Linked DNA regions of Homo sapiens: region 2 is linked to region 1. A link is a loop called in an ENCODE intact Hi-C map of the cell type or tissue named here. Cell type or tissue: HCT116. All regions are shown on one strand. Links, peaks and the distances in the headings refer to the core of each region. The heading gives the core; the rest is flanking DNA.

Region 1 (5,383 bases), core at 255-5,254:
TATCCAGCATCCTGTAGTAATGTGTTTGGAACATTAGAGCCTGGTGCTGTTCAGACAGACCTAGATGAACACTTAAGTGTTTGGATTTTACTATCTCATAAACTTGGCAGTGAAATGGCCAGGTGACTTCTCTATTTCAAAACACTAGGGAGTAGAGGAAACATTTCTATTCTTGGAAATCCTCCTGTAGCTACAATAAATAAAAGCAAAATCCAAATGTCTGCGGTTCATAGTGCCTAGTACAGGCACCTAGCATAGAGCTAGAGTCACCCAGGAGTAAGTCGGGACACACCATGAGTCCTCTTTACCCAGACCAGTGGCTGTTTTTCCACAAGCAGGGAGCCCTGTCACAAGTACTTTGCCTTTCCATAAGAATACTGTAATTCTCACCTCATATATCTCAGAAGGAAACCCTGCTGATTTAGAGCATTAAATATAAGAAGATAACATCTTAAAATACTAGAAGAAAATATGATATTCATCTTGCTCTTAAAGAAAAACATTGTAATCATTAAGTCAATAGAAAAAAATGCCAAAATAAATAAATTCAGTTACATAAAAGAAATATATTAGCTACAGCAAGTTATCATAATAAAAATAAATGCTGGCCGGGTGTGGTGGCTCATGCCTGTAATCCCAGCACTTTGGGAGGCCAAGGCATACAGATCACTTGAGATCAGGAGTCCAAGACCAGCCTGGCCAACATGGTGAAACTCTGTCTCTACTAAAAATGCAAAAATTAGCCAGGCATGGTGGTGCACACCTATAATCCCAGCTACTAGGGAGGCTGAGGCGGGAGAATTGCTTGAACCCAGGCAGTGGAGGTTTCAGTGAGCCAAGATCACACCACTGTACTCCAACTTGGGCAACAGAGCAAAATTCCATCTGAAAAAAAAAATGCTCAGACTCTTTGAACTACTAATTTTAAGAATCTAATCAGAGGCCAGTCACAGTGGCTCACACCTGTAATCCCAGCACTTTGGGAGACCGAGGCAGGTGGATCACCTAAGGTCGGGAGTTCCAGACCAGCCTGACCAACATGGAGAAACCCTGTCTCTACTAAAACTACAATATTAGCCAGGCATGGCGACACATGCCTGTAATCCCAGCTACTTGGGAGGCTGAGGCAGGAGAATCACTTGAACCTGGGAGGCAGAGGTTGCGGTGAGCTGGGATTGTGCCATTGCACTCCAGCCTGGGCAACAAGAGCGAAACTTCCTCTCAAAACAACAACAACAACAACAAAAAACTAATCAGAAATGTGAATGTAGTTTTGTGCACAAAAGTATTTATCATAATGTAATTTAGAATTGGAAACAACTGAATATTCAACAATGGTGAAAGTGTTATAGTAATTTATGATATATATAGATGAAATTCATGGCTCCCATATGCAGTCATTAAAAATAATTTTGTTACATAAAGATACTTATGAGACAATGGTAGGTGTAAAAGGCAAAATAGGGCCAGGTGCAGTGTGGCTCACGCCTGTAATCCCAGCACTTTGGGAGACCGAGGCGGGTGGATCACCTGAAGTCAGGAGTTCGAGACCAGTCTGACCAACATGGAGAAACCCTGTCTCTACTAAAAATACAAAATTAGCTGGGCATGGTGGCAGGTGCCTGTAATCCCAACTACTCGGGAGTCTAAGGCAGGAGAATGGCTTGAACCATGGAGGCGGAGGTTGCAGTGAGCCAAGATTGTGCCACTGCACTCCAGCCTGGGCAACAAGAGCAAAACTCTGTCTCAAAAAAAAAAAAAAAAAAAAAGGCAAAATAGCAAACTGAATAAATCATAAACTACATTTTTAAAATAAAATTAAAAGAACAATTAAAGGCTGAAACAGTGGCTCATGCCTGTAATCCCAGCACTTTGGGAGGCCGAGGTGGGAAGATCCCTTGAGACCAGCCTGGGCAACATAGTAAGACCCCGTCTCTTAAAAAAAAAACACCAATTAAAATTGATGAGAGTAGAAATAATTTTTTTGTTTTATTCTTTATCCTTTTCTATATTTTCTATATTTTTGCAGCCCAATAAATGTTTTTAAAATCACCTCTGAACTTTTACTACTAGTGCTTTTTTTTCTACAACTTTATACCATAATGAGATTTCTGATGGTGCACAAAGACCTGCAGTTTATATAATAAGTGACAAATCATTTTTACTCATTAGATAATTGCATATTAAGTACCTTTGTGTTTTAATATCTATTATCTTAGAGGATAACTGAGTTAATCAGTAGAGTTTACTTTAGACTGAAATAATAATTGTACAGTTTAGTCTGAATGACTTCAACACTTTAAGCAGACCCCTCCCAGATGGCAGCCTGCAGGACAGATGGTCTGTCAAAGGTTCCTGGCCTCTGCTACCTTTGTCTTGGGTCATATCTCTGGGCTCCATCCTTTATCTCACTCTCTTGGCCATGTCTGACTTCCGTATAGGTTCTTCAACTCAAATCAGGTTCCTAATATCCCCAGCGCTCTTGTATTGATGTCTTAACACTTCCCTTCTTCTAGCAGGGCGTGGTGGCTCACGCCTGTAATCCTAGTACTTTGGGAGGCCGAGGCGGGCAGATCACCTGAGGTCGGGAGTTTGAGACCAGTCTGACCAACATGGAGAAACCCCCATATCTACTAAAAATACAAAATTAGCTGGGCATGGTGGCGCATGCCTGTAATCCGTTACTTGGGAGGCTGAGGCAGGAGAATCGCTTAAACCCAGGAGGCGGAGGTTGCAGTGAGCAGAGATCACACCATTGCACTCCAGCCTGGGCAACAAGAGTGAAACTCCGTCTCAAAACAAAAAACAAACAAACAAACAAAACAGTTCCCTGATTCTTCAGCTTGATCCCTTTGACATGATAGTTTGAGACTGCAACCTAGACCAAGACCATGTAGAGAATTTCCTGAGGCTCAGTGTTTGCTTAGAGTCTTGTCCCAGGTCTCCAGAGTTCCTGCCTGGCATGGCACCCCCAATAAGCTAGTAAGGCACCTGCTCCTTGATTGGTCCTCCTTGCTTACCCTAGCTCAGCTAGTTCTCCAAGAACAGTCTTCTAGGCCAGTTGAGAATGTGTCTGGGCCAGCTCCCCATCCTGAGGATCTGGCACCCTCCGGTGGCCATGGGTGGGTGCACCTAGCCTAGCAGTGAGTTTCAGTGCTAGAGCCTGCTAAAATGTCCCCAGGCGTATTAGCACCCTCCAGTGACAGTTTAATGGAGCTACTTCAGAGAGCTGCTATCAGATCCTGGCATGCCTTACTTCTGCAGGGTCCCTTGTAATTCAATTCACCTCCTGCAACTTGCTGATGTATCAAGATAGACTAAGATCTATGTTCTTAAAGGAGAAGGCTTTTGAGGTTTTGAATTTGGCAGGAAAGTCATAAGTACTAACCTGAATGCCAGATACTGAACTAAATGCTTTATAAACATTATCATAAATAATCTTCACAACAACCCTGGAAGGTAGGCACCTATTTTTCATCTCCACCCTCTAGAAAAGGAAATCAAGGCTCATGGGGTTGGGGGGCGGTTATATAGAAGTCAAGGTTAAGCTAAAAGGCCAACAGTTCCCTGTTAGTTGATGGCTTAGCTTGGGTTTAAAACCAGCTCAACCTGACTCAAGCTGACTCAGGTCCTATGCTTTAACAAGCCATACAGTCTCTTTAGGACATTGGGATGCTCTCAAAGATCATCATATATATATAGAAGTTAGTCTGTATGAAGAAGAAAGATTTTTTTTCCCCCGAGATGGAGTCTTGCCCAGTCGCCAGGCTGGAGTGCAGTGGCACAATCTCAGCTCTCTGCAGGCTCCGCCTCCCGAGTTCAAGCAATTCCCCTGCCTCAGCCTCCTGAGTAGCTGGGGCTACTGGAGTGTGCCACCATGCCTGGCTAATTTTTTGTATTTTAGTAGAGACAGGGTTTCACCATGGTTTTACCATGGTCTCGATTTCCTGACCTCGTGATCTGCCCACCTCAGCCTTCCAAAGTGTTGGGATTACAGGCATGAGCCATCACACCCGGCCTAATTTTTGTATTTTTAGTAAAGACGGGGTTTTACCATGTTAACCAGGCTGGTCTCCTGGTTAACCATGAGGTCTCCTGACCTCATGATCTGCCCACCTTGGCCTCCCAAAGTGCTGGGATTACAGGCGTGAGCCACTGACCTCAGCCAAGAATTTTTCAAAGCTGGGCATGGTGGCGTACACCTGTAGTCCCGAGGTACACGAGAGGCTGAGGCAGGAAGATCCCTTGAGCCCAGGACTTGAAGGCTGCAGTGAGCTATGATGAGTGCCACTGCACTCCAGCCTGGGTGATAGAATGAGACCTTATCTCTGAAAACAAAGCAAAACAACAACAAACTAAACTTATAAAAAAATATGTAGAGAGAAGCAGAGACAAGAGTTAGAGCTAGAGTCCTGACAGGGCTTGAGCTCTCGGTTCTAGTTGTTCCTGAGGCCCAAGAATACCATTGTCCTTTTCCAGACTTGGTTTTTTCATCAGATACTCCAGCCCTTCCAATAAATTCCCCTTTATAGACCAGTTTGATGTGGCTTTCTGCCACTTGTAATGTAAGAGCCCTACTAAAACAGGAAAGAAGTAGGGGACTTTGGAATACAGTCTACGTACTAACACCCACAGCAGCATTAGACAGGATACTGATGATCCACAGTCTGATCCACACTGTTATTTTGGTTGCAAGAAACAGACAGTCAATTTACTAGAGACAAGTTACTCATTACTCAAAGACAATTCAAAAGGATGGTTCATAGGAAAAACAAATGTGTACCACACCCTGAGTCAACTGAACCTCACAGCGTTGGAAAGGATTGGAACTACAGCAGTAGCACTAGGGAACAGCCACTGCCTCCTTTCTCTAGGGCTTTTTTTTTTTTAGATGGAATTTTATTTTGCTCTTGCTGCCCAGGCTGGAGTGTAATGGCACAATCTTGGCTCACTGCAACCACTGCCTCCCTGGTTCAAGCCATTCTCCCGCCTCAGCCTCCCAAGTAGCTGGGATTGTAGGCATGCACCACTATGCCCAGCTAATTTTTTTTATGTATTTAGTAGAGACAGAATTTTACCATGTTTGTCAGGCTGGTCTCAAACTCCTGACCTCAGGTGATCCACCCGCCTTGGCCTCCCAAAGTGCCAGGATTACAGACATAAGCCACCACACCCGGCCCTCTAGGGGCTTTTTAACCTCTCAGTGAATCAGCACCACCCTCTCTGGACCAGCCTTTTCAGCTTATTCCCGTTGCCCCTGGCTGAAAAAAAAAGAAAAAAAAAAGCCACTCTAGCTCCCGAAGCTCTGTGGCTTTTCAGTTTCAGCTCATAAAAAATCAAAGCTTTCCTTTGTGACACTTTATTGTGAGTTCCCAAGAGGGAA
Region 2 (5,383 bases), core at 298-5,297, 540 kb before region 1:
CCATCATTCTCAGCAGACTATTGCAAGGACAAAAAACCAAACACCACATGTTCTCACTCATAGGTGGGAATTGAACAATGAGAACACATGGACACAGGAAGGGGAACATCACACACCGGGGACTGTTGTGGGGTGGGAGGAGGCGGGAGGGATAGCATTAGGAGATATGCCTAATGTTAAATGACGAGTTAATGGGTGCAGCACACCAACATGGCACATGTATACATATGTAACAAACCTGCACGTTGTGCACATGTACCCTAAAACTTAAAGTATAATAATAATAAAATTAAAAAAAATTTAAACAGTTATATGTTAAATAAATTACAAATAAAAGTGAAATTGGGAACATTTACAAAAAAAAGAAAAAGTATAATTTTGACTATAATAAAGCTTAATCTTAGTGTATGATATAGCTAACAGATGTTAGTAAATTTATCTAAACAGGAGAAATTCTAAAAGCAAAACAATTATTCTCACAGTGGCAAATAATTACTTTCCAAATTACTTTTATGGAATTTTTTTAAAAAACAAAAACTAATAAAGATGTCAAGAAATTTCCAGAAACTGAAGCTATACCTTTAAGAAAAGTTGCTGCAACATATCTGGGAAAGAAAACCTTTTCAGAGACATGATCAAAGGATTACCGTGTTCAGTATAAAAAGCAACAGGCACACCTGCTGAAATACTAGTTTTCTATTAATGTTTACAAGGTATTAGACTCTTTAGTATTTTTCTTACAGCTCTTCTATAGGATGAGAAGTCGACAAAAAGTTATCTCTTTGTGCCTTTTGAAAATTCTACATCTGTCTAGAGGCTGAAACTTCTTTTGCGTCTTTCTTTTGTTCTGTTGTACACACTGGTGAATTTTTATTTAAGTGACTCACTATTGATGTGACTTGTGAAAAGTTCAGCATAGTTGGCAATTAAATGAAGGCATTTTAGAAAACATTACAACTTTTGTGTTAATGGGTGTAACCCAAAAGATGGGTCTAGTGAATATTCTCTTTTATGTATTATGACTCCACCACATTAAAACCAGAGGATAAATAAACACTAAAAACACTTTTAAGTACAAGGTATTATCAAGCAAAAATCATTGATCTTGTACCTAACATGCTAACAATGATCAAACAATATCACTTATGAGTAAGAGTACAGAATGAGCAATACTGCATTCTACATAAATTGTAAATCGCTTGAGCTCATTCAAAAAATATTTTCAATTTGCCTTGAACTTCTTTTCACTGGAAACAATTACCACTAGGAACTATTTTGTCTATGCAAACTAAAAATGAAAATGAAGTGAAAACAAGCTGAAAAGTTCCTTAACAAACATCTGTTTTTCTATAGATCTGATAGGTTGGATATTTTGAAACATTTTAAAGCTAAAGGGAATTTCAAACACCCTAGATTAACATTGAAATTGACTTCTCTACCTGGTTTTTAAAAGTGTTGATCTCTGAGACAAGAAGCCACATGCTAATTAAACCAGGTTTCATTTCAATTAGAAGTTCAAAGAAGAAACACATTTTGGAAGGTATTACAAAGTTACGGTTACTAATCTACCTGAGAACTATCTTTAAGAGGTAACTTTGTTTTCTTTTAAGTGTTTCATGTGCATTTTTGTTACTCAAAAGCAAACCTATACCTGAGATGTCTTTAAAAAAAAAAAAAAAAGACAGGGTCTGGCTCTGTTGTCCAGGCTGGAGTGCAGGGCGCCATCACCGCTCACTGCAGCCTTAAACTCCTGGGCTCAAGCCATCCTCCCGCCCCAGCCTCCCAAGTAGCTGGGACTACAAGCACATGCCACCATACCCCGTTAATTTTTTTTTTTTTTTTGGTAGAGATGGGGGTCTCACTATGTTGCCCAGGCTGGTCTCAAACTCCTAGGCTCAACCAATCTTCCTGTTTGGGACTCCCAAAGAGCTAGGAAGACAGGGCTGAGCCACTGTGCCAGGCCTTTAGATGTCTTGATCTGTTGGTGGGAAGCGTTCCTCACCAACCTCCACCTATCTCCGTTTTTTTTACTTCCAGACTCAATACCCACGACAAAAAAATGCCAAAAAGAGATATTACAAATGTGCAAGTCATTACTACAACCACTGAAAATAGAATGTTTCTACAGGTTCAGCTTTAGCTCATGTATCTCCTCTGTGTTTACCTAACCAACCACACCTATGTGGACATAGTGATTCACAGGGAAAAATAATAACCTGTATTTAAGCATAAAGATCAACAACAGAAATACCACCCAGGGAAATACTGTTATGAGTGAGGTCATGAGGTGCATTTAGCCTGAAAGATGCATAAACGAATTGCTAACCTAATGGCTCAGGTGCCAGAGAATACTAATTGGAGCCAGACCTCAAGTCAATCTTTGAGGCCTTGTAATTGACAACGTCGAGCACTAAAAGTAGGAACGTAGGAAAGGAGAGGATCAGGGACATGCGTCACGCTCGAGGCCAGAACAAATGTCCAGTCTGCATCAAAAGAGAGGTTGCCTTTGTGAAGTCCACAGGTTATGAAAAGTAGCTATACTTGGGGGGTGAATGGGGGTACCTGAAGCATATATAAAACTGTCAAACACCTACGCTTCCCCTTGATAAAATTAGTTTCTTAAGCAAATATTGTTGAAGGCTAAGGACTGGTCTGAGAATACAACTGTTGTAAGTTCTGACCTAATGATACTAAATATCTACAGATTTAGTGTGTACATACTAAATATGTTTATGATCCTGCCAATACTTTTTAATGCTTTGTGTCTTATAGCTTAAATTCTATAATCCCGGTTGTAACAGAAAAACATGCAGAAGGCATTATGACTATGTCACATATGACCTTGATTATTAGAATTTTCAACTGCTCAAATAATTAAACAGGGCTGTACTGGAGATGGCAGGACAATCAAGGGAGGGAGATCAAGTTATGAGACATTTGTGAAAGTCTTTTGATGGCTTACAATTACATAACAATTTTACAATATATTTAAAATATTGAAGAAAGAAAGCAAAATACAGTGAGATAGGTATGATGTCTTTTATAGAATTTGTTTGTTTGTTTGTTTGAGACAGGGTCTTGCTCTGTCACCCAGTCTGGAATGCAGTGGTGCAATCACGGCCCACTGCATCCTCGACTTCCTGGGCTCCAGTGATCCTCCTACCTCAGCCTCCTGAGTAGCCAGGATCACAGGAACGAGCCACCACACCCGGCTAATTTTTGTATTTTTTGTGAAGACGGAATTTCACTATGTTGCCCAGGCTGGTCTCAAACTCCTAACCTCAGGTGATCAGCCTGCCTTGGTCTCCCAAAGTGCTGGAATTACAGGCATGAGCCACTGCACTCAGCCAAAAATTTTAAAATTATGTAAAGCAATATTACATATTGTTTATAAATTCAAATATGTTATAAATATATAAAAATAAACGGGACAGATTCATACACACCAAATTTGCTGAAGCCAGTATACCAAAATGTTAACATCTGTAAAATCCACTCATTGGTTGATTGACATTTGAATTGTTTCCATCTTTTGGCTGTTATGAATAATGCTGCTATGAAGTTTTGTGTACAATTTTTTGTTTGATTACATATTTTCAATTCTCTTGGGTAGGTACTTAGGAGCGGAATTGCTGGATCACATGGAAATTCTAGAACTTTCTGAGGAACTGCCAAACTGCTTTCCCCAGCAGCTGCACCATTTTATATTCCCAGAAGCAATACACAAGGGTTCCAACTTCTCCACACCCTCACTAGCCCTTGTATTTTCTGTTTTTTAAAAATTATACCCATCCCAGTGGGTGTGAAGTGGTACCTCCTTGTGGTTTTGCTTTGCATTTCCATAGTAACAAGTGATGCTGAGTATTTTTCATGTGCTTATTGGCTACTGCCTATTCAAGTCCTTTGCCTATTTTTTAATTGGGTTTGTTGTTGTTGTTGCTGCAAGGTAAGATTTTTTAAAATATATATTCTGAATACTAGATCCTTATCAGATAAATGATTTGCGAATATTTCCTTTCATTCTTTAGGTTGCCTTTTCACTTTTTTTCTTTTTTTTCTTTCTTTTTTTCTCTCTCTCTTTTTTTCTTTTTTTTTTTTTTTTGTTGTTGTTGCTTTGTGTGTGAGAGACAAGGTCTTGCTCTGTTGCTCAGGCTGGAATGCAGTGGTGTGATCATGGCTCACTGCAGCCTCAACCTACCTGGCTCAAGTGATCCTCCCGCCTCAGCCTCCCAAGTAGCTAGAACTGCAGGCACGTGTTACCATGACACCCAGCTAATTTATTTCTTGTTTTTTGTAGAAATGGGGGCTCCCTATGTTGCCCAGGCTATGGCCTCCCAAAGTGTTGGGATTACAAGCATATGCCACCGTGCCCAGCCTTTTCACTTTCTTAATACTGTCCTTTGATGTACAAAGTTTTTTAACTTCGATAAAGTCCAATTTATCTATTTTTTGTTTGTTTGTTGCTTGTGCTTTTGGTATCATATCTAAGAATCCATTGCTAAATCCAAGGTAATAAAGATTGACACCTAAGTTTTCTTCTAAGAGTTTTATAGTTTTAGATCCTACAATTAGGTCTTTGATCGATTTTGAGTTTGTTTCAATATATGGTGTGAGGTAGGGACCCAACTTCTCCGGCATATGGATATCCAGTTGTCGCAGCACCATTTATTGCAAAGATTATTCTTTCCCCATTGGAATGGTCTTGGCACCTTTTTCAAAAGTCCATTGACTATAGACACATGGGCTTATTTCTGTACTGTCAATTTTATTACATTGAGCTATAATCCTCATGCCACCATGAATAAGGATGTACACACTCTGTACAACAAATTGTAAATGCTTTCATAGTGATACTGGGTCATTACTGTTAGTATCAATTGTATTGTGCAGTAACAATGCCACCTCAAGGTCTACCAAAATAAATGGGTTATTTAACTTCAAAGCAAATAATCCCAAACTGGTATTTTTGATTATTTATGTTTTATGTGGCTATCCTTCTCTTGCTAAGAGTTGTATGTTGCCCTACAATCAGCATGCCTGTCATACTTGCAATCTCATTTTTCCCTTCCTAATTCATTATCTTTAATACCTCTGTGAATTCAGATAAGTGGGTTTTATTCATTCAATAAGCACTTTGAGTGTCTACTATTTTGGCTTATGAGGAATTGCAAGTGACTTTCATACGGGATGGTGAGTATGACAGCACTCTCAATTCAACAGGTGTACACATACACAGCTCATTGTAAAACAAAATGATAAATATGCTAATAAAGGTGGGAATCATGTCATGGGAGTATAAAGAAGAGAACATTCATTTAATGCAAAGAGATAGGAGAAGGTTTCATAGAGGATGTGACATTTAAACTAGGCCTTGAAAGATTAA

Evidence for each region. A loop is a pair of places that touch in the nucleus more often than their neighbours do. Peaks named below come from ENCODE experiments on the same cell type or tissue, not always from the same donor. Only the 100,000 strongest peaks of a DNase experiment are listed, where the experiment ranks them.
Region 2: it touches region 1 in a loop (2.5-fold over the local background); 1 of 110 quality-filtered maps calls a loop at or near these places.

Annotation. Positions count from the first base shown.
Region 1 is chr17:62,106,509-62,111,891 of GRCh38, forward strand. No RefSeq gene overlaps it. Among named protein-coding and RNA genes, the nearest start is that of MED13, 44 kb to the left of the region's middle. RefSeq lists an enhancer at 96-658. In HCT116, for the core only: a CTCF peak has its summit at 3,154 (motif pointing left); a DNase peak (open chromatin) is centred at 3,153.
Region 2 is chr17:61,566,568-61,571,950 of GRCh38, forward strand. No RefSeq gene overlaps it. Among named protein-coding and RNA genes, the nearest start is that of NACA2, 22 kb to the right of the region's middle. In HCT116, for the core only: no CTCF peak of the experiment used is centred there; DNase peaks (open chromatin) are centred at 954, 2,304, 2,882 and 3,864; H3K4me3 peaks cover 1,291 bases; H3K27ac peaks cover 4,654 bases.